Regions from separate parts of the Mus musculus genome. Here region 1 is linked to region 2. Evidence: chromatin loops called from intact Hi-C (ENCODE). Cell type or tissue: left cerebral cortex. All regions are shown on one strand. Each heading gives the region's core, and the rest is flanking DNA. Links, peaks and the distances in the headings are about the cores only. Region 1 overlaps Cacnb4 (calcium channel, voltage-dependent, beta 4 subunit). Region 2 holds the start of Arl5a (ADP-ribosylation factor-like 5A).

The links. Peaks named below come from ENCODE experiments on the same cell type or tissue, not always from the same donor. Only the 100,000 strongest peaks of a DNase experiment are listed, where the experiment ranks them.
Region 1: a loop joins it to region 2, with 4 times the contacts of the local background. A loop is called at or near these places in 2 of 42 quality-filtered maps.

Annotation. Positions count from the first base shown.
Region 1 is chr2:52,549,874-52,565,248 of GRCm38, forward strand. All of the region lies in intron 2 of Cacnb4 (calcium channel, voltage-dependent, beta 4 subunit), which reads right to left. Among named protein-coding and RNA genes, the nearest start is that of Cacnb4, 120 kb to the right of the region's middle. In left cerebral cortex, for the core only: no CTCF peak of the experiment used is centred there; DNase peaks (open chromatin) are centred at 6,401, 6,988, 8,167 and 8,750; H3K4me3 peaks cover 3,217 bases; H3K27ac peaks cover 2,144 bases.
Region 2 is chr2:52,415,476-52,430,850 of GRCm38, forward strand. Arl5a (ADP-ribosylation factor-like 5A) reads right to left here and starts at 9,399. Exons shown (of 6, transcript NM_182994.2): 1 at 9,115-9,399; 2 at 1,161-1,221; 3 at 589-736. The coding sequence starts at 9,160. It overlaps A430018G15Rik (RIKEN cDNA A430018G15 gene), which reads left to right and starts at 9,537. Exons shown (of 3, transcript NR_165461.1): 1 at 9,537-9,680; 2 at 15,249-15,375. Cacnb4 (calcium channel, voltage-dependent, beta 4 subunit) reads right to left here. Exons shown (of 14, transcript NM_001037099.2): 14 at 12,845-15,375. In left cerebral cortex, for the core only: no CTCF peak of the experiment used is centred there; DNase peaks (open chromatin) are centred at 8,264, 9,448, 9,927 and 10,723; H3K4me3 peaks cover 3,135 bases; H3K27ac peaks cover 1,154 bases.

The sequences.
Region 1 (15,375 bases), core at 4,334-12,333, 140 kb after region 2:
TTAACCAAGCAGAAACTTGCCTTGAACACACATGAATTCTTTGTGTCAGCCTTCTGAGACCTGGAATTACATGCAGGAGCTCTAAACCCATTCAAAACATCCTGCTTTAAGTGTGAACCTTTTTGAATACTTCTACAACAGATAAAAAAAAAATCAGACAAAACACAGGACATGTGAAATACTGACAGTGGTTAAGTATCTAAGCCAACAACTAATACTGCACACTGATATTCAAAGACAAGAAAATACAGAGTGAGAGCAAGTTCTAGACTTAGCACTCATAAATGGCCGACAGTGGTCTAGGCTACTTTCTTTCTATAAACCAATATGTGCTGTAAAAACAACAGCTGAGATTTTCCTCAGCCTCACTTTCTCCAACAACTTAAATGGTTCAAAGCCCAGGCTATAAACATCTACAACTCCCTATCTGCTGTCATTATTTTATACGAAGTGTAAACTCTCTTGGGTCTGCCCATTCAGCTGTGGTCTCTGGGGTTCTGTCTTCTATGTGTAAGGCACATTTGGCAGCTATGGGTTACAATCCAGTGTAAGGCTGGGCTATCACAAAAAAAACAAAAACAAAAACAAAAACAAAAAAACACCTGGCACAAGTTTCTGAATACACATAACCAAAGGTTTCAGGATCTAACATGTAATGATGGGTGATGCTTCTGGCAGCACACTCCCCTTTGCCTGATGCAACTTGACTGTGGCCTCGAACCCAGCATCTCCTACCACTCAATGCCAATGAACCTACCTGAAACACCTCAGCACGAATTCCAAACGACTGCAGGCTAGAACTTGCAAGTTTTAACAGTCACCCCCTCCAATGAGAGAATAATGGTCTAATTACAGAAACCAGACTTTGAGAATTTTTCTATTATTCCTCAGCATGGAAGTTTTCGATCAGTAGCATAGTGCTAGAATGCTTTAATTTTGTAATTGCTGTGTGAAGTTGCTAATGAGTTTCATTTAAAATTTTTCACATAGATTTTTGTCTTGGGATTTCCAAGAACTTCTGAAATGGTCCTAAATATACTTCTGGCATTTTGTACTGTGCCTTTGTGTATTCCCCTAAGATTTAACTGTTTTGTACATTGTTTTATGTGTAGGGGTGTTTTGCTTGCATGTATGTCTCTGTACCACGTGAGTACCTGATACCTGCAAAGGCCATAAGAGAGTGTTAGATTTCCCTAGAACTGGAGTCAGAGACAGACATGAGCTACCATGTGAGTGCTGAATCAAACCCAGGTCCTCTGGAAGAGCAGCCAATGCTTTCAACCACTGAGCCATCTCTGCATGAAAAAAGGATTCTTCCTTCCTTCCTTCCTTCCTTCCTTCCTTCCTTCCTTCCTTCCTTCCTTCCTTCCTTCCTTTCCTTCTTTCCTTCCCTCTCCCTTTCTTTCTTTCTTTCTTTCTTTCTTTCTTTCTTTCTTTCTTTCTTTCTTTCTTTCTCCCTTTCTTTCTTTCTTTCTTTCTTTCTCCCTTTCTTTCTCTCTTTCTTTCTTTCTTTCTTTCTTTCTTTCTTTCTTTCTCCCTTTCTTTCTTTCTTTCTTTCTTTCTTTCTTTCTTTCTTTCTTTCTTTCTTTCTTTCTTTCTTTCTGTTTTCTTCTTTCTTTCTTCTTTCTTTCTTCTTTCTTCTCTCTCTCTCTCTCTCTCTCTCTCTCTCTCTCTCTCTCTCTCTCTCTCTCTCTCTCTCTCTCTTCCCTTGTTTGTTTGCTTGTTGGTTTATTTGAAAAGGCATCTTTCTATGTAGCCCTGGCTGTCCTGGAACTTACTATATAGACAGAGCTGGTCTTGAACTCACAGAGATTCACTTGCCTCTACATCCAGAATGCTGAGATTAAAGGCATGTGCTATCATGCCCAGCTTAGTTCTTTATATAAAAGTAAACAGCAGAAACTGATACCAGCATGCAGTTTATCATAAAGACCCTTATGGAAAAGACAGGTAATCTCCCTTGAGGCTAAACCCTCAGATGCTACAGAAAATGTAAAACCTAAGATCCAGGTTAAGGAGGGAATTAACTTCTGATCAGCAAAGGCTGTTCCCTGCTAGTAAGCAGTTGGATGATGCCCTACTTTGTCCAACCTTAGCATTCATAGTGACTCCACCCCTCATCCTGTGTTGAGACTTCATGGTGTTGCTGAGAAAAGGGAGAAGTTTTTCTTTCCCAAGAAGAATAAGCACAGAAGAAAGGCTGGGTTTGCTGTGCTGAAATACTGTAAGGTGGATTAAAAATGCAAAATTAGTTGCCTTTGTCGAGAGTGTCCTTCGGATAAATGTAGTACTGGAGATTTCATTGTCAGTCACTTTGACAGACAGCACTTGTGGCAAGTGTTGTCTGACTTAACTACTTCAACAAACCAGAAAACAGGTAATGGTTAACAAAAGACAGGAACTGAAAAAAATTAAAGAATAAACAAGTATATTCATTTAATGAGTATACAAATTTGATTTTGTCTTTAATAGATGGTGAAATTATATGTATAGCAAAGGAATTGCTTTAAGACATTCTGCATTTTTATCACATATGCATAATTATGTATGTGTGGACATATGGGGGCCGGCATAGGACAACTTTGTGGGACCTTTTCTCTCAGTCCACCATTATCTGGTTTATGAAGATTGAATTTAGATCATTAGGCTTGTACACCAAGCATTTTTACCTGCTGAGCCATTTTGCCAGCCCAAAACAACTGTTTGAAAATACATTTATGATTTATTATCAGTTAAGTTCTTAAATTGGGTATCTATTTTTGTGGATTTATATACCCAGGGTTGCATAAAAAATTCTCAAGCAAAAAGAGTTCATTGTAAGGTGGCTACTAAAATTGCTGTTTTCACAGCTCCTGTGGCTGGTACAAACATGCTAAAAGCATTAAAGTCTGCCTGGTTTTTAAGGATATAGCTCTGTAGAGTTTGCTGGGTCTAATCTTCAACTTAAGTCCACTGATACCTGAGTGAGATTATGATATATGATATGACTATTGTTTGAAAGGACAAATGGGAGAGGCAAGATGAGATGGAAAATGATAACCAGTGTAGTTTTATTCTCTATTTCCCTTCCAGTTGCTTACCCAGAGAAGCGATGTTAAAGAAGAGATGGAGAACAGAATGACAATGACTATTGACCCAGTACGAAGGTCATTGGAAAAGAAAGACAGAGGCAGAGGGAAACCTGTGGGCCCTTCACCTTATGATGGGTTTACATAGTCACTGCTGACTTTCTACTGAGTGTCGCACAGATCTAAGTTCCACAGAGTGATGTGGCATTTACTGAGGTCATACAACTGGAGTCATGGTATTATAAAACTCTGGACTCAGTCATGCTACACTGTGAACAAGATCCCTCAAAAGGCTTCTTTGCCAGAAGATGGACTTTCAGGAAGTGGCTGGATTCTGAGGACTCTTGTCTAACTAATGGAGCCTTGTCCTCATGGATTAATAATATAATGGTATTATCAAGAAGTGGTAAGAGGAAGGAATTTAGACCTAGTTGAAGGAAGTAGATCACAGAAACCATACCCTGGGCCCTTCCTGTCTTCCTTTTTCTCTGCCTCTTATCTAGCATGAGATGAAGATGTTCCTCTGCCATGCACTGCTGCCACAGTGACGTTCTACCCAAACACATGAGGCCAAGAACCCTCTGAAACCGTGAGCCAAGATAAACCCCTTGAGTTCTTCCCAGGAGCACTTGAGTCATTCAAGGCAAAAATAGCTTACCGTGAGCCACTGTAGTCTAAAGAGGAGAAAAGCTGTCAGGAGAGAACACAGAAGCACCTGGGCAGAGCTGATGGGATGACTGAGAGTCACGCTCTCATCTATCTATCACCCCAAAATGGAAAACAAACAGGGAAGTAGCAGGAGGGGCAAATTCATGGCCTCTGGTCAAATTTAAGGAATTTCTCTCTTAGCATCATCATAATTCAGTATGGAAAGCATTCCTATACATATTTTAGAATTTATAGGAATTTGATTGAAGGAAGGGTATGTACATCATTTACTTCTCAGACCCTGGCTTATTACCACAATAGCTCAGCTAAGTAAAACACCTACATGTCTCCGTGAGATCTCTCATACAAACCATAAGCACTTGATTTACTTCACTAGCCACAGATGCCAAAACCCCATCTTCAGACTCGGTTACAGACCAGTTTTCATACTCTAGAAATGGACAGTCAAGACTCTCTGCCCCAGAAGCATAAAGGCCTTGGTCTGCCTGCTTCCAAGAGAAATCCAAACCTAAGTATCTCTAGGACATTTTTCTGGAGGCCCTTAAACACATCACCCCTCCGTTTGAAGTTTATCTTCCTCGTTAAGAAGCGCAAGGACATATCTTCGCATAGAACAACTTTAAAATGGAATTCCTTCACTCTGTTGTCGAGTGTGGCTTTTCAACCCTCTTGGGTAGCTTTGTTCACATCCACGGCAGTTAATAATAATTTTCCTTCTCCAAACTTCTGTGCTAGAAATCTGCCGCTTAGTATAAACCATCAGTTAACAGAGCATGAAGCATATCTACATAGGAATGTGTGTGATGTATGAGACTGCACAGTACATATGCACATGTGGATGCACAGATGTTTAGACACACATAGTTATACAGCTTATTGAAAACAAATATCTTCAAAAATTAATATATAGTTATTCTTAGAATAGTATGCAGTACATAGACATTTAAACGCATGCATTCAAACAAAACATATACATTATAATTGGTACAATTTTCTCTCCCTTTATCTCTCATCACTATCTCTAATGGTATTGATAACCACTTTATGTTTTCTTTCAATATTTAAAGACTGTATTTTCCTGGGTAATAAGTGCTTTGAATTAAGACCCGATCATTTTTCTCTTGGAAAATGACCAAGTTTCTCTCTTTCAATGCTTTAAAATTTGGGCATTTGGAAATGGAAGAGCTGGGGAAAATGGAACCAACTAGTATGTATGGTTAGCCCTGGCTTCACTTTGCAAAATACTCTGAGCATCTAAATTTCTTTTAGGTCATTCGGAATTCTATATGGCTGTGCCGAGCACTCTCTGCACAGGCCGGTGTCAGTGTTAGTGTGCTTGATCTTTAGTCAGGTGAGGACAACACTTAACAGACCAGCATGTAACACACAGCAGCAGGCTGAAAACAATCTATTTGCAAGGATATATATGTCATGACGGCCAAAAGCAGCATGTTATAATAAGCATTGACTATCGGAGAGTAGTGGGTCTCGGGCAACTTTTTCTGCTTTTCAACTCTCCTTATTCATTTCTCTTTAAAAAACAAACAAAAAGTGTATTATTTGTATAATAAGCCACCAGGACCTGTATTAAGATATACTGGAGCAGTAAACATAGAGTGCTGGGTAACACTTACACAGAAGCCAATGGCAGCCTGTGTACACGACCCATTGTAAGTGGCCCAGGATCGGCATAGACACATCTTAGGTGCATACTGCATTATCTGTGTTAAGGTGACTCACAAAGTAATGTGGGCTGTGGACGTAGCTCAGTGTTAGAGCCCATGCCTAGAATGCACAAGTCCCTGGTTTTCATCTTCAGTAAAAAACAAAAGTGTGAAGTAATGTAGCAGTCTATGTGAACTCCCCTACGCTGATGAAAGAAAGGCCTGGCTGGGGGCCACTGAGTGACCTTTTTGTATTTTCTTATACTTAGAGATGGTCCTGGTCCTTTGCTACTTGTCTGGTAACCAAAACAGAAGTTAACAGACCTGTCCAAACAGACTCCTCAGGACTTAAAAATATGATACGTGTTTACTAAACCATTCTGGCAAGCTTCTTTGCCCTTTCTTACATGTGTAGTGAGAGACAGAGGCTACAGGCTTCAGGTTTCAAACTAGGGCCCTACAAGGATAACATCTATATTTATATCTATCTGTGGGTCAGACTCAAAAACAAAAACAAACAAAAAAACAAATGAACAACAACAACAACAACAAAATACCCCACCACAGTGCCTAAATCTCTCTTAGACCATGGAGCCAAGACATGCTGACAGTGTATATCAAGACTTTATTCTTAGCGTAAAACATCTGTCTGTAGGCAAGATGACCTGTTATAGTCTCACTGCGTGGACAGACTGACTAGTAGCATGTCTGATACGCTGAGCTCCATGCACCCCACAAGCTCTGCAGTAGTAGCACAGTGCCGTAGGGACTCCCCAGCCCCCCACCCAGAGAACACGCCGTTCTCAGCTCTTAGTGCCTGTCTATCCTCGGGTTGCAGCTGGTCGCCTCAGTGAAGCCTCTCCACACACCTATCCAGCAGACCTACTCCAAGAGCTCGGCTTCGATCTGGGCAAACCCCACACTTACAGCCATCAATGCATTGGCACTGAGAGAGACGGCTGGGGATGTGGCACTCCAGGTGTGGCTTTATCTGGCACTCCACCGGCTCAGCTATTTAGGCCTAGTCGTCTCCATTGGCTTGAAGCTCTGTTCACACCATCTCGGGTAACACATCACATTATTCTTCCTTATAAAAACAAATAAACTCGAATGAGCATTCAGGGTCAGGTCAGCCCTCCGAACATCTTCGTCTTCCCCTCTGCTTTATGTACCATGGTCCCCATCCCACCCCAAATCGCTCCTCACTTCTGCCCACCTCTGTGGATGTACACGGCCCCAGGAGCTCAGCCTGCTAGCCACCACTGAGTCACTAGGAACGCACCACTGCAGTACCTAACCCTACCCGCCATCGGCTCTAACCGGTAAGTCAGGCCAGGACACTCTTCATATCCCACCCTACAGGAAAACCTGCTGTCCTGAGAGGCTGGACCAAAAGGAAAGACAAATGTTTCTGTACTTAGAATGCTTCCCCTCTGACCTGGTGCATCTGAAATTTACACAGTTCTAGAGAAGAAGGGGCTGCTCACATTAGTTCCTAGGCGACTCTGCTCACATTAGTTCCTAGGCGACTCCGCTGCTTGCGGCAGCTGGCTTCTAAAAGCGTTTCTGGAAAGAGCGACAACAAACTCCGATCCACTTCAAAGCAACACTGACTTCCCAAGTTTAAAAATCATGGTCAGAAATAAAACTTACAACTCAACGAGGGATCAGACGTTTCATAACTGAGTGTGGAGGGAGACAGAGTGTAAGAAGATAGTCAGGCCTCCTGAAGAGCCCAGCTGTGAATAGCTGCTTGACTGAACTCCTAGAGTCTCTTCCATCCCTCAACCCTACCTGCCAGAGTAGGCCTTCGTGACTTCAAGCCCCAACAGCACAACTATGGCCCCTTGCAAAGAATTGACAGTCTGGTCACTTGAAGCACGCTGGGTGGAACACAGAACGAGTTTGCAGGAGAAGAGTTAGAGTTACAGCTAACACAGGCAGCAAGGGAAAATGGGAAGCCTTCTGAGACCCAAGGGTAGCTATCTTTCACGGACAGCAGTTATGATGCATACTGCTATACTGACATATGCCATAGGGTTCTTTTTTTTTTTCTGCTATAATCTGTTTATTGGGTGATTTAGCCAGAGACCCTTATATAACACATTTCTGTTTTGAATGTGGCAACACACACAGCATTATACTCATAAAATTCAGACGCCCCACAGCATGTCCCATGGGCAACCCCTCATCATCCTTCCTTGCAAGGTGTCTACGTAAGTGATGCAGAAACAGGTGCTGCCCCCAGCAAGAGTTAAAAAAAAAAAAAATGAAGCATCCAGCCGTCAGCTTTAACCTCTGTGTAAACTGTACAGCATACTATGCTACAAATTCGGGGATTGCAGAAAATCATCTCATCCTGATGGTGAAACATTGCAGGAGGCTGAGCTGTCAGGGGCCGGAGTCCAGTTTTCTAAGACCAAACACACATGAGTTCACTTCGGTCTCCCAGGGCAGAGTAGAGGGACACCACCTACCGCCTCTGCACTGGAGTATTGTGTGCGCGACCCTTTGCATCTCATTTCCTTAACAAAGAAGCAGCAGAAAGCACACTGTTTGTCTGGCCAGTAAGCACATAATAACAGCTATAGCTGAGGACCTTCCATTTATGCTAGCTCAACAAACAATGTTATTATATAAAGAACGAGTCTTTCCCGTGAACCCCGCTACTGGAAAAAACAGCACTTTCTGCATAGTTTAAGCCAGTCTACAAGGGGCAGTTACCCATCATGAATCAACCCTGGCCCTGGTCACAGAGAAATCCCAACAACCTATTCTCTTAGATGCCTTTGCTATCAAGTTAATTGCCCTTTTGCTTGACAATAAATGATTTCAGTTAGCTACACACTACACAGAGCATACACAGCTGCCAGCAAGCACCCCAATGCTGTTGGCTTTCAGCTCCATGTTTCCTGCGTTGCCTAAGAAATAGGAGGGGGGAGTGGGAGGAGGAAGAGGAGGAGAGAGGGAACCGGCTATCTATGAAATACTTACAGCCTCCGAGTCTTCAACTCCATGCAGGTACAAATTGTCATACATGGAGGTGTAATAATCCACAGCACCTCTTTTAAGGCAAAAACAAAATTGCTGCAGAAACCACAGCTAGAGCTTAAAAGAAAAAATAATAATAATAAAAGGCCTCTTTGGAAGAGCTGCGCTGCCTTATCAATTCCTGTGGATTTACCAGGCAAGATGTTATTCGTTCACATCATACAGGGCGAGGTTATCCCCAGAGACATGCAGACCTGGCATTTTATCTGCCTCTCCAATACAGAGCATAAAAAGCAAAAGCCTTCCTCAAGCACAGACTGGTGACAGAGCTAGGAAAGCGGCCTCTGATTGGCTCAGCTCCCCTGCTTCAGTCAGCTGAAGAGCGTTCCCTGAGAGAGTGGAGGGTGACTCTGAGCATCCTACCCAGCACAGAGATGCTTCCTGTTTCTCACGCATTGCTAGCTCTACAACGAACACTTAGCAGTAGCCAAAAGGCTGTTTCAATGTTTAGGAAGGAGGGCTATCAGATACTCGAATTACAGCCATTCATCCTCTTTGTTAAATGCACAGTTGGAGGAGGGAGCAAAAGAGAGGTTTTATTTTTTGAGTATTTCATAAAGACAGGCATAGGCAGACACCGATCTCCATCCAACATCTGTACTTTGCAGAGGTGACTTAAGTTAAGGGACACTAAGTCATAGAGAAAATTTTAATCTAAATGAAGGAAAGTAGATAAAATACCAGATGGTAAGGTTTGTGGCATTTGTATAGGAAAAGTTTTCCATATTTTCACCAGTGTCTCTCTCTGCCTTACTGGCAAGATAACACTCTTGTGCCACTAGTGAAGTCTGTAGAGGTAGCCAAAACCTCTCAACTTTTAGGTGCAGAATTGAACATTCTTTTAGTTCAATTTATTTAAAATTCCTCTTAAGTAACAGACTATGCTTCTGCGAGACTCCTCCCTCTGCTTCTTATACCACTATTTCCCGTATCTCTAATAATCCCGAACACTGCTGCTCCTTCCCCACAAGTCACACAGGAAGGTCTCACCCCAACCCTCTGTTCCCACACCATCCTCACGCTGATGGAGGACAAATTCTATAATGGGGTCACCTGAGATAGAGTTCCCCCACTTACCTATGGCTGTCTGCTCACCAGTAATAGATTGCAGCCTGACCCAGGAAAACCTACAGCCCACACTAAAAAGAATCCAGCTAAAATTGGAAAGAAATTGGTAAGGGGCAAATAGCATCATCTTGAGAAACTGTATGAATCATGGGGTAAGAAATAACCCAGCAACGCCGTATCAGCTTTGCCACTAACTTACCAGCTGACCTAGGCCAGTCAGGCACTGCCTCTGCGGGCTTCAGACTCTGAGGGAAGAAATAACTCGGAGAAAGAACTTTGCAGCTCCGAAGTGAGACATAAACACTTACCAGCAACAACCCTGCTTTGTCAGCCAGAAGTCATTGGCTGTAGCTCACAGGACCTCAGCAAGGAGTCACCGGCCCAGACCTGAGAAAGGAGGCCATTCCTCCAGTCAGTCTGAAAGGCCTAAGTCCAGAGCAGCAAACCAAGTCATCAAAAGTAACCCAAGAGCTACCAGAGCTGAGAGCAGCTGACATCCCTTCTTCCACGTCTATGATGGTCCAACCACTGCTGGCTTTCAGTCACGTTTGCATCTCTCAATACCTAATCCCTTTCAAATCTAGAAGATGGCAAGGTGACCTCCAGACTGGGTCCTCCAGACTCCCTAGATGACAAACTCACACAGGATAGCTATCATCTTTGAGTCTGTGCCTACCCAGGAATATGTCTGACTCAGAATCACAAGCCAATAAGGAACTCCAGCGAAGACAAGGTTTTTTTTTTTTCCTCAAATTCTCCAGGATAGTTTTTTTACTTTACTATTGCAACTGAGAGTATAGCTGTTTCCTGATTATTTTTAAACAAGAGTCCATTAAAAAGAGAAAAAAGAAGTGGTCTGTTTTCAGAATTGACCAAAATGGGTGAAACACTCCCTGCTGAGAAATCCTGCAAGACTCAACTGCCCCCCTTCATCTAGCACTATCTGCTAATGCTAACACCAGGCCTAAGAGGTGGGTTGTCCAGAGCAGGAGCTTGCATCACGAGTATCTCATACAACAGTCTGCCATCTGACTCAGGCTAGCTTGCGGGTCCAGAGGTCCAGAGTCAAGAGCAGCAGTTGTGTTATTCCTTGCAAACCCATACTCTTCTTGCTCAGGAAGGGCAGGAGTGACAGTGGCAGGAGAAGGCTGCCTCTGCCTGCTTCCCAGGAATCAGAGAAATATGTCTGACTCAGAATCACAAGCCAATAAGGGACCCCAGAAGTCATTCAATCCAGACATTTAAAAAAATAAATTGATTTCTTCAAAGCCTCCTCTTCCCCCTCCTCCTCCTTTATCTCCTCCTCCCCTCTCCTCCCCTCCCCTCCCCTTCCCTCCCCTCTCCAATTCTATGTGTATATGTGATATATATTCTTGTATATGAATGTGTGTATGCATGCTGAACCCAGAGTTCAGAAGAACCTTGGTGAGGGACTTGTTTCTGGGACTCTTGGGCATCAACAGAAAAAGGAACTTAGAACTCTAGAAGGACGCGGGAACTGGCCATCTCTGTCCCCGAATGCTCTGCCTGGCTTGGAAGTTCTGAAAGGTCCCTCAAAGCCTCCTGTTTCACACCGTCTCAAGTCCCCAGCTTTCGATAAAGGAGTCCCATGGCTCCATCAGGTTCAAATTCCAAAAGCCAAAGTTTAAGAGTATATCCCCCACCCCACCCCCAGCAAGAAATGCAAAGAAACTAAAGATGGGATCCTCCCACTTTTGACACTGAGTTTTCCAGGCTGAAAAGACGACATCACTTCCTCCTCTGATTTCCTACCTCACATTAAACTGGGATTCTCGGAAATCCCTGAGGCTCATCTTGTGTTGGTATTCTTCAGTGCCACATCTCTCTCTCGCTGCTGAGTGGCTTCCAAAACCACAGAACCTCCCACAGAGGCTAGCCCAATTTGAGGGTGCTCTCCTGACAGGGTTTCCACAAACCCACTTCCTTTCACCTCTCCTTAAATCAGTGGCTCCGAGTCAGAAGATTCTGCACGAAGGCGCCACCAGGATGCTTCTATGTACAAATCCTACACAGTTCTTGGAGAGCTGCTTGTTGGTGTTTGACAAATGTCTCAACTGTTTTGGTAAGGTCGAGGAAATGGCAAGGCCCTTACCAAACCACCTGATATAACAAGACAAAATTTCTTCCTCTAGCTTTGGTGATCTATGAGAAGTTAGCCTTCTTTACCAAACACTGAGCCTTGTGATTCAGCAAATCTGTGAGGTTTTCTGGAAAATAGCAGACCCAGGATTTTCATCCTCTAATGTTTGGTAAGGACAACAGAGGGAAACAGAAAGGTGAGAGTAAGGTGGCATGCTGTGAATTGTGGGTAAGCATGAACAAGACAGTTGGAGCAGTTTTAGAAGTTTTAAAAGAAATTGATACCCACTTTTTTCCTGCCAGATTTCTCTGAAACCTAACTCTTCTAAGTCAATGTAATTATATATTCTATGGCAGGACTCTGAGAGGTCCAGAGAGAGGAGACAGGACGCCCAGCCTTCCTGTTGGCTCTATGGACCGAATACAAGCTCAAGCCCTTTGGCAATTTAGCCCTGGGCTTACACTGCTATTTTGATGCTGTCCATGCTCTGCTAACTGACTTTCTCCTTTTCTCTGCAAGCACTTAAGCATTCCTTGCATCTAGATCTCTGTGGGGTAGTGCAAATGTGGCTTCTATAGCTTTGGCTCTGCCCTGACTTCCCCAGACAGGTAGTGGCAACATAGAAGAAAGGGGAATAAGCAAAGAAAAATTCAAAAACAGATGTGGGATTCTACATCTTGTCGGGCTTTTGCTACAGTGTTCTGGGTTTGTCCTTACTACCCAGGCATGTTCTGGAATCCCTCTGGGCCTCATCTGTAACCATAAGGTAACAGGTGAGTTCAGGAGCTGATGCGCTAATGCAATACATGGAAGGCACAAGTGACACAGAGTGGGAGACTTGGCTTTTGTTTAAGGTAAGTAGAGTATAAGCAGAGGTGTATAGGCTGCTCCTGGAAGGACATGCACCGTGCACTGTGCATAGTGACAGCTTCTACAACCCTTTGCCTATGGAGTAAATTTCCAAATAGTTGCACCTGATACACGCCTGATCCTGTCAATTCCCACTTAGGTGCCTGGGTTCTGTGACCAAAGCTGAGACTAGCATCCTGCCTCCTGTTGCCCTACTTAGCTTCATGCCAGCTCCTTCCGGCTGCCTACCTGCTTTATCTGGCCTGGTGGATGATGGCTCCTTATGCTAATGTTGGCATGTTCCCTGGAGTGCCTCTACCTCCCAGCACTCCAGAATCTCTGGTCTCTGGTGTGCTCTCCTGATCTCATGTTAGCCTCTCCAATTGTTTATTTTATTACCCCCCCCCCCACACACACACACATCCCACCCCATTGCCTAGGAAAGCACCCTCAGGAAGACCCTATAGCAAATGCTACTACTGATCAAAACTAGGAGGCGAAAGGAGAATAGAAAGACAGAGGTAAGGATAAAGAGGCAGAGACAGAAAACTCTTGAGATACCCCAGGTAAGACTATGTGGACCAGTTCCCCTCTTCCCTGTCATGTTTGATGGATTCAGAAGAAAATACTTCATAATTCATAAAAGAGTGAGTGAAGGTAAGGTATATAAAATAAAAATACCCATGGCCTACTCAACTTGCCAGAAAGTGACAGATTCCCCTATGATTGACATATTACTCAGAATCTCTTACCTTCTCAAATTTCTGTTGGGAAAAAAAAAAGAGTCAAATTCTTGGGGGAAAAGTCCTATAATGCCACAATTTTCATAAATGCTATATTATTTATTTTCCAAAACACACCTAGGAGATTATTCCATGGCTCCCCTCCCCATCCTGTTACTAAGGTTCCAATTCCAGCTTTAGCTGTAAGTCACTGACTGCTCCTCACAGCCACAGTAAGACCAGGAACACTCAGATCAAGAAATGGCTGTGGCCACAAAGCCAACTGGAGGATGACAGGCTTCCACAGACATTCTGAAGCAAGACCTGGACCAAGGAGAAGGCCGTGCTCGAAGCTCTCACATTTTGAGAAACGCCGATGAGAAATGGGACGTAATCCCTTTTATCTGCAGAGCTTCAGCAGGAGTGGGAAGCAGGAAGAGAGCAGCCTGAGATGAATCCTGAGCCAGCACAGATGAATCAGCTACCAAAGCACTACTTGGTGTGGCCCAGACCCCTCCCACCAATGTGGGGCTCCTTCCACCCAATGATTCTAGATTTGCTCCAGAGGATAAATGGTTTGGGGTTGGGTTAGGTATTAATGTTCAATTTGTGAAATTTTCTATTTTGTACTACTTTTAGGGTGTGTGTGTGTGTGTGTGTGTGTGTGTGTGTGTGTGTATGCCTTCCCTTTGAGGATTTGATACCCAGTAAAAGTCCATCCATTCTTGTGGGCCACCTAAAATCTCTTCCAAAAAAAAAAAAAAACCAGATTGTGTTGTCTCTATTAAAAGTTCTCTTAATGCCTTCTCACTATTTTAAAATAAAGGTCAAATCCCGAACATGAACTAGCACAGGATTTCATTTCTTAGATTCCTTCTTCTGTACTCTCTCCAGTGTATAACCAACCCAGAGTCCTTGAATACATTCATTACCATCTATAACCAGGGTTTGTCTATCCTGACCCTTTACTCTGAACTCTACTTCCTCCCATGAGCACACACAGGTGAAAATGATGGATAAAGTCCATAGCTCATGGGAATGTGAGTCCTATGGTATCTTGACTAGTGTTTTGTTGCTTTGAAGAGACACCAGACAACTCTTATAAGGGGAAGCATTTAATTGTGGCAAAGTACTGGAAAAGGAACTGGGAATTCTATGTCTATATCCACAGGCAACAAGGGAGGGCACCAGTCCTAGCTTGGGCTTTTGAAACCTCAAAGTGACACACTTCCTCTAAAAAAGCCACATCAACAAGGCCACACCTCCTACACAAGTAATGCTACTCTCTAATGACTAAGAATTCAAACAAATGAGCCTATGGGGGACACTCTTAGTCAAACCATCACATATGTAGCACTTTAGTCAACAACATGAACCCATTACCAAGTATAGTATCTTGTGCATGATTGGCTTTCCAAATACCCAATAGTTCACAACTGTCTTGAATCCTTGGTTCGGCCTGTACCTTGGCTGTCAAAACAGTGTAGTAACCAACAAAACAAGTTCCAAAGTAAAATGTGAGGGTTTGCTTGGTTTGTGTTGCTTTTAGGTTGTGGACCATGAATATCTCTCACTAAATTACCTTTATGCTTTTGCTGAGAAGCAGGAGTCTGCTCAGATCCAAGTGCTTATAAATCATATAATCTAGGTATGGCATTGGTGTGCTGTTTTAGCAACATCTTTGTTTCAAAAGAATAACTGACAATACATTAAGGGAAAGTGTTTGGGGACAGTTGTTGTTTGTTGATTGGATGGTTGGTTGATAGAAACAAGATCTCATCAACTTCCACGTTTCCACACTTGACTGATGATCCCTGCCTCTCCATCCCCCATCCCCTTCTGGAAGGGTGATGCCTTCATGTTACATCCCAGCCCTTGTCTCTTCCCAAAGCACTTCTCTCACAAGTAATAGTTCTTCTAAAATCCCTTGGTCCTCTGCTCTCCTGTACCCCTGCTGGTGAGCTAAGCACACCACAGTATGAGACCTCTGGTAGATAGATGTCTCTGTGACAAGATGAAAATTCAAAAGGAAGAGATATGTCTTGCTCAGCTTTACACACTACACACTTTATTCCATAGAAAAGTCTCAAAAGATTACAGTTCTAAGACCTGAACTCCAAGTGCAGGAAGCTACATTCTAAACCCTGAGTCCTTTCTGCCTAGGTAATCATACAGTCTTGTCT
Region 2 (15,375 bases), core at 3,566-11,565:
TTTTTAAAGCCTTACAATACACACTAAAAAAGAACTGATGGAATCTTTCAACTTATAGGCGAAGATGATGAATTTAAATGTCATAGGTTTGAAATTTTCTCTTGGAATGTAACATGTAAATAAAACCATATGATTATGTGTAAAATGCTTTATGATTAAAAGATTTTTCAGCTGCAACTACACTACATAAAAGACAATACACGGCAAAAACTGGTTAGGACTCAAACCACATAAGAGTCCGTTACTTGGCTGGGATTTCTCCCACTCAGACACATATAAACATCAAGAAGGAAATGCAATCAGAAATCATGAAATGCAAGTCATTTAAGAGTAACTACTGGACAAACAACCGACTGATCACCCACCAACTCTCCCTACAGAGACTCAACGTTAACTGAGTCAAGACTGGAATAGAAGACTACTGTACTCACGCTCCATTTTTAAAGACTGTAATGACTCGAACCCAATGCTTCTCAAGGACTCAGGAGCTCATGCAAGCACTAGCATTAGGAATGTTACCTCTGTGTTAGTATAGTACGTGTTCCAGGACTCAGGAGCTCATGCAAGCACTAGCATTAGGAATGTTACCTCTGTGTTAGTATAGTACGTGTTCCAGGAAGGACGAAGTGATTCTTGGCCACCAATATCCCACATCAGGAAACGGGTATTATTAACCACAATCTCTTCCACATTGCTTCCTATTGTAGGAGATGTGTGTACGACTTCATTCATGGAACTAGGAGGGGAAAAGTTTACAAAATTAGTGAGGAAGCTAGTTCATCTCACCAATGCTTACATCAAGGTACGTCAACATGGCTTCTAACTCAGACCCAATTGCCCTTGTTTTTGCGCTCACACAATGATTCAGCTAAAGATATAAAAGAGCTCAAATAAATAATGGTTTTAGAATATTACAGATCATTCAGGCAAAGTGTATAAACAGATACCTTGTTTTCTAAAAACAAGAGGATCAAAGCAAAACAATGAGCATGCCTGGTATCGTGCGAATTTCTAGCTCAGCACACAGTCCCTGGCTTCTGGCTTACGGTTAGTCTGCTTGCATCCACATAACTTTTCATTGATTTCATCCATCAAATACCACAAAAGCACAGAGAATAACTAGAAACAACAAAATTAAACTTTAAGCAGTTAATACTTACAACTGGTAAAGGATGGTCGTCTTCCCAGCATTGTCCAGCCCAACAATGATAACTTTGTGCTCTGAAATAAAAACCAGCAGAGAGTTACCACACACAGAGATCCCACACTTTATTCTTCTTTGTTTCTGTGGTATAAGTCAGCACACAACACTCTTTAGCCTTCCTAGAGCTCAAAAGATACTCCATCAAGCAAGGACTGTGTTGTTAAGCTCACTTTCTTTGCCTCTTCTCATTCTACACGGCCACTTCTCATCTTTCCAACAATCTCTCCAGGCAGTCAGAAGCACCTTCTCTTTCTAGGCCTAAGGAAGTCTATGCTCAGCAAAGGATCCTCAAATGTAGTCACAACAGTTACAAATGACTTAAGTTACTGAAGTTCAACGTGTGGAAGTGCAGGCATCCCTTGGGTATGTCCATGCAAAGTGTGAAAAGGAAGCAGAAAAAGAAGAGTTTGTTCCATGGGCAAATTTCTATCTAATGACTCTGCAAACTCAATCCTGCTACCATCCCCAAGTCCACAGCCTCAGAGAGTTACACACATAAATGACTGCCCCAGGAGAACACCAGCAAGTACAATGAAGACACATGCTACGAAGGAGCTTGCCAAGCCAGGAATGGTGGCCATGGCTGTGCTTCCAGACACTTGAGAGGTTAACAGGAAGATCAGAGGTTCAGGCTGGGCCAGGCAATGTGGTAAGACACGATCTCAAAAAACAACAAACTCACCTGACTGACAACACAGGCTCCCTAACCTGGTTTAACACTTACAAGCTATATTCACTACTAACCCAACAGCTGTTATGGATATATACATAGATTCATATACACACATACACACACACACATTTTTGTATATATTAATAATTACATATTTGTTTTAGTAATATTTATGTTATAATAATATTTATGTCTAGTACATATTTATGGTTTAGTGTTATTATAATAAGTCAGCAATGACCAATTCCATCAGAGGAAAGTATATTTTTTGGCTGAATTAAAATCAGAAAACTCAGCCGGGTGTGGTAGCACATGCCTTTAATCCCAGCACTCGGGAGGCAGAGGCAGGCGGATTCTGAGTTCGAGGCCAGCCTGGTCTACAAAGTGAGTTCCAGGACAGCCAGGACTACACAGAGAAACTCTGCCTCGAAAATCCAAAAATCAGAAAATTCTTGAGAAATGTGGGATTCCAACCAAGCAAATGTTACAGACTTCATGACCATGAATGTACTTCACAGTGGGACCAGTCTGCGTCAGGACTAGATAGCTGAGTTCTTCTAGCTAGGGAAGAAGTCTTTCTTCCAGGTCGGTTTCTCACTAGCACAGCTGACCCTTTCTAATTTTACTTGCAAATATCAGCACTCCAGCCTTGCCGCTGTACGATGTATGCTTTCTTCAGTTCTGTTAATACAAGCATCTACAAAGGTATTGAGGCAAAAAGAAAATTTCCTAGTTGAATACTGATTTTCAGCTAATGTGCTGGCATACTTCTTTAATCACACCACTCCAGAGGCAGAGGCAGGGGAGTTCCAGACTAACATACTTTACATAGCAAAGGTTGCAGAGTGAGGCTCAGCTTTAAAACAAACTAACTGGAACCTTTCTATAATATCAGCTTAGTTCTAACTTGAAGGAATCCATTTTGTACTATCCTCATGATTAGCTACAGGTCAACATTTAGACGGACTTCTAGTTCTCAGAAACAAAATATATTTATAATCATCAATGAAATGGTGTTCTTGAAACATTACAAACTTAACAGGACCAGTCCAAAAGTAATACAAAATACAAGAATCTACCGCAAATGATATAAACAATGACTTAAGCATGCATGTGTGTGCAAACAACAGTATCTGTTTAAGTACGGAAGCTATAAGCAGGCACTGTCGCAGGGCTGTAACTTTTCAAATGCTTTTGTCATTCTTGCTTGCAGAGTGTGAGGCATATCATGTTAAACGTTCTCAGTGGTAATGAATCCTTTTGCCTCTAAAGATTAACCTGAGTTTGTAAAGAGGGTCCCTTGGAGCATCTTGGTCACCAGGGAACAGGCTGTCGAAATGAATGCCAGCTTACTGTTAAATAGGATAGGACTCTTTGTAATAATCATTAAAAAACAAAAAACAACAAAAAAAACCCTTCTTTCCAATGACATTCTAAATTGAGCTTCTAAACACACACTGAATAAGAGGAGATACTGGCAGGAAATCTATATCTGGTTTCTAAAACAATACCTTTCATGTTAAACCCCTCCTCTAGTTTGTACACAAGTTTTGCTTCTTTGCCTTTGTTTTGTGATCCTGATTCTAAAACCACTGTTTTTCAAAAACAACAACAACAACAACAAACCCACTTTGGAAAGCATGGGGGAGGGTATCACATCTGGCTCCATGGGAGGGAGGTGTCGCACAAGGGCAAGTGCTGAGCAGGACAAGCAAGCGAGCAAGCATACTGAGCAGACACACTATGCAGCAATAGATGCTAAAGTAAGGCAGAGGGGAAGAGGCTCACATCACAAAAAAAAATCATTTTCTCAGGATACAAGATAAAGAAAGGATAGAGTGTCTAGAACAAACAAACAAACAAACAAACAAACCCAGAGGTGGGAGCTATGGTGGAGGATACATTGTGTGACCCAGTAGCTGGAGGCATGGTGTAAAGTTTTTTAACAGGTAAGACTATCCAAGATGGAAAAACAGCTAGATAATAGATTTAGCTCGTGAAAAGAACCATTATTTTATGTTCCACAAGACTGGGATTGAGGAAGCCCTAACAGGCAAAGGTTAGGCTGGGTGAGAGCAGGAAAGGGAAGAAGGCGCTGGGACAGGCTTTGAAGGCCACATGTCCTCCTAGGTCCCTGCTGGTAAAGCAGATAGGAAGCCGGAGGTTACATCACATCACAGCGAACAAGGTGAGAAGGGATGAGTGTGACAAAGGGTAAATGTCTTAATCCTAAGCTCCTAATTCCTTTCTTGGAATCCAGACAGCTGTCTGTGGACCTCATCTCCAGACTATCCACCGACTTTCCATTTAATGTTGCTAGCACTATTCTCCACTCCGGAGACACTGCTCTTCTGTTTAACTTTACAAAATTATCCAAGTCCTACACCACCACCAAATACATAAATACACACCCCATCTGAGACTACATATCAACAAAGGGATTGTAAAGCTATTGTAATATAAAAGGCAATCATGACATATCAAGAAAGAAAGAAAAAAAAGAAACTGAAGTCAAGCACGTGCAAAACTTAAATTTTCCAAAGAGCCACAGACTCATGTGTGTGTGTGTGTGTGTGTGTGTGCGTGTGCCTGTGCGTGTGCGTGTACGTTCGAAGTTCAACCTGGGGGAGTCTGTAATCCAGATCCCTCGCTCACACAGCCTTGTCCACAAACAGAATTCACTTCCAACTACTAGATGGAAATGTGCTTACAAGAAAGTATCAATGACTGTTTTGGTGGCTTCCTAAATCAAAGATAGGGTGTATGAGTCAAAATGAGAACTGTAACATTAAAACAGAGTTGTGTAAGAGGTTAAGAGATAAAGGTGCCAACGCAATAGTCACAAGTCAGTTTATCCCCATGCAGAATTAGATCATCCATATGTGTCCTAATAGTAAATCGACTCCCGCACACTCTTACGGTTTCCTCACTCTGCACTCCTCCTTACTAGACATAGCAACACTTTATAGAGAATGTAGATCTGCAGTGCTAGAATTCCATCTTACAATGTGCTTCAAGACAAATACTCCACAGAACATACAATACATATTAGGAGGCAATGATGTCAATCAGACTTTGGCCATTCCAACTCCGTGACATTTGTGAATCACTGCAATCGCTGTTTGTATGACTTCATTTAGAAGGCCTTCCCCCACAGCACTCCTGCACTCAGGAAAGCTCAAACACACCATTATTGTCTGCTGGGATTCAGAGTTTGACCTGGCCTCTACCTTACCAATCAATACTGTTTTGTCATAAAAATACTTCTTGTCCATGGTTCTTTCCTCCTTCCTTTTCTCTGACACACCCAGGCACACTACTAGTCCACTGGTTGTCTGTATCTGACAACTATTTGGTAAACTAATCAAAACAATTAAAAGTAACTGTCATCTAAAAACCTTCTATCTCTATGAATTACATAAAGTTGGAAAACACAAACACCTCTATCATCTCATATTCAAAATATCACTTAGCCTTACTAAGTCTAGGTCTGGCAGGCATGTCAATTCTACATGACCCAGCACAAAAGCCATAAATTTATTTAAAACACTATGACGTTTTTTACTTTTTTTTTGGTAAAATTTGACCATGCAATTCTGAGCATGAACGTTGTAGATGACAAGTTGCGTCCCAACATCAAACATTCAGACACACCTGATTAAGCTAAAACTTCAGTAACAAAGACTTGCTTTGAAGACATTGCCGAGGGAGGAAAAAACAATGAGAAACAAAGATGAAAATCAGCGAGCCATTAGGAGGCAGAAATCACACACTAACTTGAGGTTGGGAAGTCTCACAAAGAAAATGTCTCATACAGATTAGAGCGAGGTCCTGCTGAGAAGATAAAAGTAATCACCATGCCACGAAAGCCCCAGGTACCAAGGGTGAAGGTGCATGTGCTACAAACAGCTCGTCCAGAGTGCACACTGTCACCAGGAACGAGCATTTCCTCCCCCAAGGTCCCTCCAGTGAGCTCCACCTGGAGCTAAGAGGCAGCGTCCTGACAGCTCCTGACAGCGTACAATGTCCAGTCACCTTCCTGCTGTACACTCCTGCATGGTTGAACTCCCTTGAAAAAAAGACCAGGAACTGAGGTGGCTTCTCCAACACAAGACCAACACAGCCTGTGCCTTTGCCAGCACTCATTCATAACTTGGTTCCTTTCCTAACTAACAACCAATGAGCAGAGGGAGGAGCAAGGCTGCCAAGAGGGAAACTCCACAACCTTTTACAGTCTACGTAGGTGTTGGAAAGGATCTTCCTTCACCTACCACATTCTTTATAAAGGTGTGTGTGTGTGTGTGTGTGTGTGTGTGTGTGTGGTGGGGGTAGGGGTGATGAGAACACGCTGGCACTAGAGATCCTTGTTTAACATCCCAGGCCTATTATTTTAAATAAATAAAGCCCTAATGAGCATCTTTAAAGAAGAAAGTTTTTAGAAGGAACAGAACTGAGGCAGATTAACCAACACCCGATGGAACAACTGGAACCAGTGTTGCAAAAGTCACCAGAATTACGAAGTGCTCCTTCATCTATAGAGACAGGCTGGGTTTCTTTTCTGCTGCCCTGGACTATAACAAGCCGCTTTGTAAAGGCGAGGGGATTTGTCTCTTTCATTCTCCGACTTATTCCCAACACCCAGAGCCGTGGTTCTCAGCCTCCCATATTCGAAGACCCTTTTACATAGTTCCTCATGTTGTGGTGACCCCCTCAGCCATAAATTTTTGTTACTACTCCATAACTATAATTTTGCTACTGTTATAAAAGTAAAAAAAATCAATGATTTCCCATGGTCTTAGAGATTGAGACCCACAGGTTGAGAACTGCTGCCCTAGAAAGGTATTTAAACCAAACACTGGTAACAAGTTCTAGAGATACAGTCATTGTTGGCAAACCTAAATCTAAGCTAAAGATTCACAACTCAGTCAACAGGGAGAAAAGAGGGGACAGAAAAGCTGACAGTGGCTTCTTAAAAAGATCAACAAGCATCAACACACTTGTTTCCTTTCCCAATTGTCTGACAGAAGTCACTCGAGCCTGCTTCCTCTCTTCCAGGAAAATATTCGGAGACAGAATCTCATGTTAGCCCAGGTTGGCCTTAACTTTACTATGTAACCAAGGACGTGCATCCTACGTGACAGGATCACAGGGGACCCCACCACCACATCCCGTTATCTCTTGAATGGGTGTGGTGAAAGGGAGGCAGGCCCTCTACCAACTAAGCTACAGCCCCAGCTACAATACTTTTTAATGGTGTCAATAAATGGCAGTATCTAGAATAAAGTTTGAGCGCTCCGGAATCTGTGCCCCACCTAAACATAGCTCTGGTTTTCTGGGCCCAGCAAGCAGTTCACCAGCTCAGCTTTAATTGAGCAGCTGCTTTTTGAGAAGCCAGAGCTGCTAAGTCTCTGCGTTCATCGATATAGCAAACTCTGCAATTACCCAAAGCCTCTCTCCGCAGCTCTCCATGAAAAGAGTATAGAAACGTGTGCTGATCCTTCTGTAAAACAAAGCATCGAAGACACACCTAACTTATGTGCCCCCTTCTCCACAGGTCCAAGACTAGCAACAAGTGTTTGTGACAGTGAATTCCGTGAGGCTACTGAGCTGGGAAGAGACCATTTAACGATTTTTTTTCTTCACGATCTCACTCTATTGACTGGTAATTTCCTAGGAACTGGACTCTATTAATCCTCTTGTTAATTTTCAAACTCTGAGTAAACGTTCAGGCAAATGCTACTACAAAATGCAGAGCACAAGATCTGTGCTGCTACCAATGCATTCCTGCTATCATGTGCAACTAGGTGAGTTTCTTTTAAAGTTCTAATTCATTTTTTAAGTTACAGCAACGGTTTGGTCACTGACTCAAAGAAGAAAGTGAGACCAGTACCAGAGACACTTTAAAGCAAAAGGTCTTTCTAAACCAAAGCAGAACTGAAACACTAGTCTCACTAAATTCAAGACTGTAGAGGACAGAACTAGAATAAGAACACTTATTACCCACACAAATATCACCAGTTCTACAACAATGTAACCTTTAGTACTTCAAACCTAGAGATTAAATATTCAAAAACTGTAGACCCCACAAATCCCTCCTGTGCTAGGTGAGAGTATCTAAACCCACAGAATTATGAAGCCACTAGAAACCACTACCCCGTCACACGTTCTCTGCTGACCAGACAGAGCTAATGGAAATATCCTCTTTATTGCCTTCCACTTCATTTAGTACCGTTATCTTAGGTATCATTTTTAAAAAAATTATTATTAAAAAAAGCAGAACCCACTAGGGATTACAAGTCCCATAAAACCAGCTCTATCCCAGAGGAGGAGCAAGCCCGGCAACTGCTCCTTCTAAATAGTAGGCGCCACCGTTCATTAAGTTTTAACTGGAAAAAGTGGGGGTGCGACAACGCTACCAGCTTATACAAGAGAAAAACTGTACGTGCTTGACAGATGGAATGAACTGCAAGTAGAGCTTTTTTTAAAAAAAAGCACTATATTTCATTTCAGTAACTATGTAGTTCTGTTAGGACCATATTCTCTCCAGTATCACACACCCATTTTGTAATTTTTTTTTTTAATAAATCCCCTATGCCTTTCCGTGGCAAATGTCTGCATTTAGGCGAACTTAACACAGTAACCTGCTAGTTACCTAATGCTAATGAAGCCTGCCTCCCGAGGCAGGCTTTTAAAAGCTTTCAGCGAAACACTTTAACAAGGGCCAAAAACAAAACAAAACAAAACAAAACCCAAAACCTTCTAATAACCTAAGAAAGAAAACGACCTTAGGCTTGACCTTTACCACTGAGACAAACGGCGCAAAGGAGAGACACTCCATCACTATTCCGCAGCGAGGGTCTCCCCGCCCATCCCCCCCACCCCCACCCCCACCCCCACCCCCCAAAGCGAACCAGACGGATCCAGCACTAGTTCCAGTTTTCCGCATTCTGCAAGCCGTGGGCTCGGTGGCGCCGCTAGGGTCAGGGCCCTCGGTCCTCACTCTAGAACCCCAGCTGTTGCCCGTGCGGCCCAAACACAATTGCGGGCAGGCGACGGGGATGGAAGCAGGCCAGGCAGCGCGCTGGGCCCTCGGCGTGGGGCAGGGCACCTTTTGCGCTCGCGATCAAATCGGAGAAATGGGTGTATGGCGGGAGGAACCTCTCCCCAGCTCCCCGGAGACAAAGGCGACCCTCCTGCCCGACAAGGGCCGGGACCTCCCCGCCCGGCCCAGCCTCACCCTGGTGATTGAACAGCCTCCAGATCCGGGTAAAGAGAATTCCCATCCTCGGGCAGCGGAGCCCTCCAGCCTCCCGGGCTCAGGCTGCGGGGCAGAAGGACGCGCCGGGGCCTCCGCCTCTGCTCCCGCGCCGGCCGCGCGCCCGCTTCCAGGGACCCGCGGGGAGGCCGCAGCCCAGGCCGCCCAGCCACGCGCGAGGCCCCGCCGCTACCGCCGCGGCGCTCGCCTGGCTCGCGGACATCGCCGCCGCGTTGTCTGCTCGAACCTCGCGGGCCACCGTCCTCCCCCAGCTCCTCTCCGGCGGTGGCTCGGGCAGGGGCGGGGCGGAGCGAGGGGACTGCGCAGGCGCCGTGCCCGGAGGCGGAGCGAGGGAGCTGGAGGCGGGGCAAGGGGGCTGGAGGCGGGGCGAGGGGCTGGGAGGCCTCTGCGGCGCGGAGGGTCAGTGGAAGGAAGGCTGCGGCGCTTTAGGCGCGCCAATGTCGGGGATTTGAGGTTGTTTCTAAGTCACAATGCAAATATGTAACCATACTCAACTCCAAAAGTGCCAGGTTTGGACCCCGACGATGGTAAGCTTTAAGTCTCTTTAGAGCCTATTTTCCCTGACAAGCAGCAGAAATCATTGGCCTATTTTTTTTTTTTTTTTTTTTTTTTTTGTCGCTGCGGTTTTTCGTACTTCTACCTTTGCTTCTCAGCGCTCTTCCCTCTCCAATCTCCCTCTGCTCTCAGGCCACTCTTGGCTAGAACACTTTTCCTTAAGTATCTCCCCGGTTTAAAAATCTTAAGGCACAAAAGCCGTCTGAGCTGAGTCCAAAAAGACTGTAGACAAGAAACTCACTGGTCTTCACGATATGATCGTCTTTTTCTCTCATTCAGGAGTCACCATCATGTTAAATAGATGGCCAAATGCTGTCTGTGCTCTTCATTCTGCTGCTTGCCTAAAGTTTAAACAGTTGTGCCTCCTGGTATGCGAGTGTCCAGCTCTGCGCCCCTGCGCACCCCCACCCCCACTCCCCGCAGGATAAGTGGCTGAAAAGTAAAATATAAGTAATCGCTGGCGAACTTGATCCGAACGAAGAGTTCTTGCCTGTGTTTTGTTTTTGTTTACTTTAGTTCCCTTTAGCTAAACAGGTAGACTCTAGATCTCCATATTCCTGATGTAGGAACAGGGTCGATTCCTGAGGTTAACTGACGACTGTGATAGTTTTGACTCAAAGAGAAACTGGGGTTGTCTACTTCTTCCACACACATAAACAAACAAAAAGAGTAGAATCAGCATCATCTCTTTCTATCCTCTTTAAGTTTGTAAAAGGGAGGGAAAAAAAAAAGGCAGAGACGGAAAAATGTGGGAGACTTGTGAAAGGCCCTTTCGAGCTGTTCCCGACCTTATCCTCAACAGCCACATGAAATGAAGCACTATACTCTGCCTGACTCCTAACCATATACTACCGTATAGCTCAATGTATGGGAAAGAGTTCTTCATCTTCTTTGGGGGCTTGCGTTCAAATGCCAGTCTTAGAGGAGGCATACATAAAGGAGAATTAGATCTGGATATACTTAATAGCCAGTGGGCTGTTTAGAAGATCAATGTTCGCATAACCAACTTACATGAGCTCTTTAGTGATTCCATTCCCATCCAGTTTAGGCAGGGCTTTAGCGGCTCTGAGTCATTTTACAAATTCCCACATGTCTTTGGCAACTTATTAATGTATGCCAGACCTACATTTACCCATGAAGTTAGAGATCTGTGTTTTAGAACTCTATTAAGGAAATGGTCTCTTAGGCTATTTTCCAAGTGTCCCTCACAGAAGGGGGGATGGAGTTGACTAGTAGAATCTTGGCTGACTTTAGTAGACAAAATACAAAATTGTTAACTATAGATGTAACTGGGAATCTTTAATGAGGGATATCAAACATTTTGTTCTTCCTTCTGAGACCTTCTAAATATTTTATCCATTTTTAAAGTCATGAGCAAAATGCCATGAAAGACCTCAGCTTCAAGGCAGGAGAGAGTAAAACATGTGCTTTACCATTCTACAGTTAACAAGCAGAATACTGGATACAACACAAGAAACAACTGTTTCCAGATACTGGGAAACAGCCTGTGGAACTAAAGAGAAACAGTGAGCTTTGCCATTGCTCTGTATTTGCCCTCCTTAGCAAAAACAATTCCCAGGCAACTCCAGAGGGAGTGGATAGCCAAATAAGAGGGGGACAGTCTCTTACCATGAAGACACAGCTGTGTGCTTCCGGAGTCAGGGAGGCTAGAATTAGGGAAGCAGTCTTTACCTCCATATGACTCATACAGGGTGAAACCCTAGGTTGTTGACTAGTAATAGTTTCTAGAGAAAAAAAAAATCATACCAGGATTATTGCAAAAGGATCCCCAGATAATTGCCCCAAAGGATCAGGAGTCATTAATGTAAAATGGTCCCTTCAGTCAGTAAAAACACACCTAGGACATCAGTAGATGCTTGGATGTTAAAAAGGTGCTAAGCCCAAGAGTAAGCCGGAACTGAGACCAGTCTTAAAAGCGCCTAAGGACTTTGACCAAGAGAGCAACTGCCAGTTGAAACAAGTTTGATGTTCTACAAAGGAGTATTAAAAAGTAGACATCACTAATAATTTGCAATATTCTAAATCTAATAGAATTGTATTGGTCATGCATAGAAGATGTGATAGCAGATCTGAACACAGGGACATCGAATAACTTATAGTTATTGCTGGAAGACAGTGGTTAGAGTCTATAGTTAAATTACTGTACTGACGTTGTATGCTATAGGAAAAGACAAGAAATTTCTTTCTATAGTCCAATGGAACTGTGCTAAGAACTAGAGAGGTAGCTTCAGGTGTATACCTTGTTAAGGCAACAGCAAGGAACCTTTGTTTTCCTCCTGGGAGTTTCAGATTGCTGGCTGGTTGTTGGGATGGTCTTAGGTCAGACCCCTGCAATAACAGGGTTATTCATACAGCCAATGCCTTGTGCTTACTCAGCGCTTTGCATGTTTCATTCAGGTCATTACTTGGCTGGACAGTATCTGATGCATGTATTTTTAAAAAAAAATTTACTCCAGAGGAGAAAAGTGACAATGAGCTTTTGGTTTTCTTAGTCGCAGTTGGTTCTGTTAACTTATACTCTGCCTGCCTTTTCAGGGAGCTCAAATGAATTCAACGTGATAAAGTCTGTGGCTATAATACATCACTGTGTAATTCTAATTCCACAGATATCTTACATATTTCCCTTGAACTTCTTGTATACCACTGTGAGAGAGAAGTCCAATTCCAATCCTGTTATAGTACATAAGCAACCAACTCTGGGGTGTGTGAGAAAGGCTCAGTCATTATCTAAATACCAAGCATATAATTCCAAACCTATCATTCTGGAAACTTTTGGCAACTGCTACATTCACCATTTAAGGGTGTCTTCAGAACATTAAGGTTTATCTAGTATATTTTCTACATTCAGCCTTATTTCACACATTTATTTTAGTATAATCTATTTCCTATATGTGTGTGCAACTAATGCATTCTTTCCTAATAAAACATTATTTTGAGGGAACCCATAGAATCTAGCAGAATAATCAGGAATCAGTCACTCCATTGAATCTTTTTTTTTTCTTTAAAGAGTAAATATATAAATTTATTTTCCATTAAAAGCTGCAGGAATATTGCTTATGATTTACGGCATTTGGAAATTTCTGTATATTTCCAGAATATAAATGAAAGGTAGAATGCTAGTTTCTGTGTTTTTTTTTTCATTTATTATATAAAAGAAAAAATTAATGCAGTTTTTGTACACATTTAAATTCCATAAAACAACCCATAGAAATTAGGATACTGTATTCATGCACTCTGCATTTTTTGTTGTTGTTGTTGTTAAATGTCTTTGTTCACAAAAATAACACCACATTTTTTTTCTTTAAAGCCACTAAGCGGAGGGAGAACAAAGCATGCAGTACATTTGCATAGTGTATTTTCCCCAGCATGCCTTGTAGAACGCTACGCATATCTATGTAACAAAAATGAAAGGGTCAAATTATTGAAATAAATAAGCAAAGGAAAATAAGTTATTTGACAAAGGCATTTCCCCCACCACATCAGCAGAGACACAGGAATAGCCTGGGATATCAACAGCCCTCAGAATGGGGGTATCTTTTAATATCATTTTGCCATAGTTATTTTTAGTATGTGTCCTATTAATAACATTATTTTTAATCCCTCCCACCTCTTAAAAATACAGCTAATAGCTTTAATTTATGCTTCAAATAGTATCAAGTACAAAACAAAACAAAACAAAAATAATCCCTACTTAATATTTTTCCATGGGGACATTTTACTGATCTCTAACTTGAGGCTGGGAAAAACATAAACTTTCGAACATCCAAAGGCCAGAGGAGCCCTGCGAGCTCACCAGCTGTGCCATCTGTTACCAAAGGAGAAGAAACAGGAACAGAAAATAGAATAATATAGTATGAGTCGTAACACAAAATAAAGTTCATATGTTTTATGTAAAGGAATAAAATAAGTAAATTACACTCACAGATTGCAAGGCTATGAAATAAATTGCTGGAAAATATCAAGCAGCAGAATTACAAATATGAGAGATGAAATAAATTGGTAAGACAGAGAACCAAATCTACATAAGTCTAAAAAACAGGACTGCCAAATTTAACAGTGGGTTTTGTTGTAAGTTTGTGCTATAACAAATGTGCTTCTTTCTCCTCAATCTATTTTCATTTATTGGCAAAATATATATATATACTATAATTTTGTACTGTACAATATATATTTTTGCTACATTATTTTTCTACTGCTAATGCAGAAGTAACAACATAGATTTATTTTGGCAATAAAATGCTTTCGTTTTAATAACGTTCCAGAAAATATTGTAAGGCATATGAAAAATAGTATGCAACAATATAGCGTTAATGACCCCCACCTGTGTGACACCCCTGTGCGAACAGAACTCACAGCGATTTCCCCGCATCCGGGATGCCCTGTGTGTATGGAATCCACACTGATTTCCATGAAGTGTATGTAGTAGTATGCAGGCAGGGCAAGAAAGGCCCCTGCGTAAACACAGATCGAGCTGTTTGTTGGGAGATTTAAATATTTAAAATATAACCCAAGACTCTTGAAACGCTAACGATCTGCTACTCTTCTCAGTTCTCATTTTAACTCTTTATAACTTTCAAATGAGGAAGAATCAGTGAATTCCCTAAGCTATTATAAGTTCATTGGTAACATTTTCTTCCATCTTCCTGTGAATATTTTACATCCACCAAAAAGAAAGTTTCATGAAAAGTTATGATTCCCCAAGTCTTAGTTAGCACTATCCCCTCTTATGTATATGTATTTATGGCAAATAGGAGTTACAGCCCTTAATTAAGATTATCTGATGAGATACGTCCTAACCTTCTCATGATACACCTTCATTACATGCAGCATTTTGTCTTAAGTTATCCACAAGTAAAGACATTGCTATCAGAGGATTATTTCATTGGAGAAAGGTCCTTTTAACAAAAGAAGAAACCTTAAAGAGTAATTTCTGAATGCTGTAGCTGTCTGCCCATATAAGCCAGTTTTACGATTTTGATAAACCAGATTGCTTAACTCAACAAGAAGTTATTCTTAATGTCTGTCCAGCAGCTCTTAAGTTACCTGATTCTATCATCATTATCATTTCAAAGAAAAGGACTGTTGTTTGCCAGGTAGACACAGCTGGAGTAAGTAACTTAACAGTTACAGTGTTGACAATATTTAAAGATGTAAGGAACTGATAAACATTTTATTACATGATTTCCTGCAGTTTTTACTCATACAAGTCATTCAAGGATTAGATGTATATCATTAAAAATGTAACACTGTCATGAGAGACAAAGGCAAATATAAAGGAGTAAAGGTGATGTAATCATGTATTTGAAATGTTGATATGAGGTTTGGTGCAATTACATGGGAGTTGCATACAATGCAGATCCTTACCCAGTGGCCACAGCATGCCCTTAGTACCCCTAGAAGTCAAGGATCAACCAACTCTGCCTTTAAACATCTAGTCTCTGGATTTCTCTTCCTTAGACCTGAGCTAGAGGCTACATTTGGCACAGAGGTAGTTCCTTTCGCTTTGCTTTGTTCCCTAGGATGGCTTCTTGTTAAACTCACGCCATGAGAAGCTGTGGATCGATTTCAAGAAAACCTAGCTGACGTTGAAGAAATGAGAACATGCTGGGAGCATTTGAGAACAGTGTGACCTCTAAAGGGCAGGCG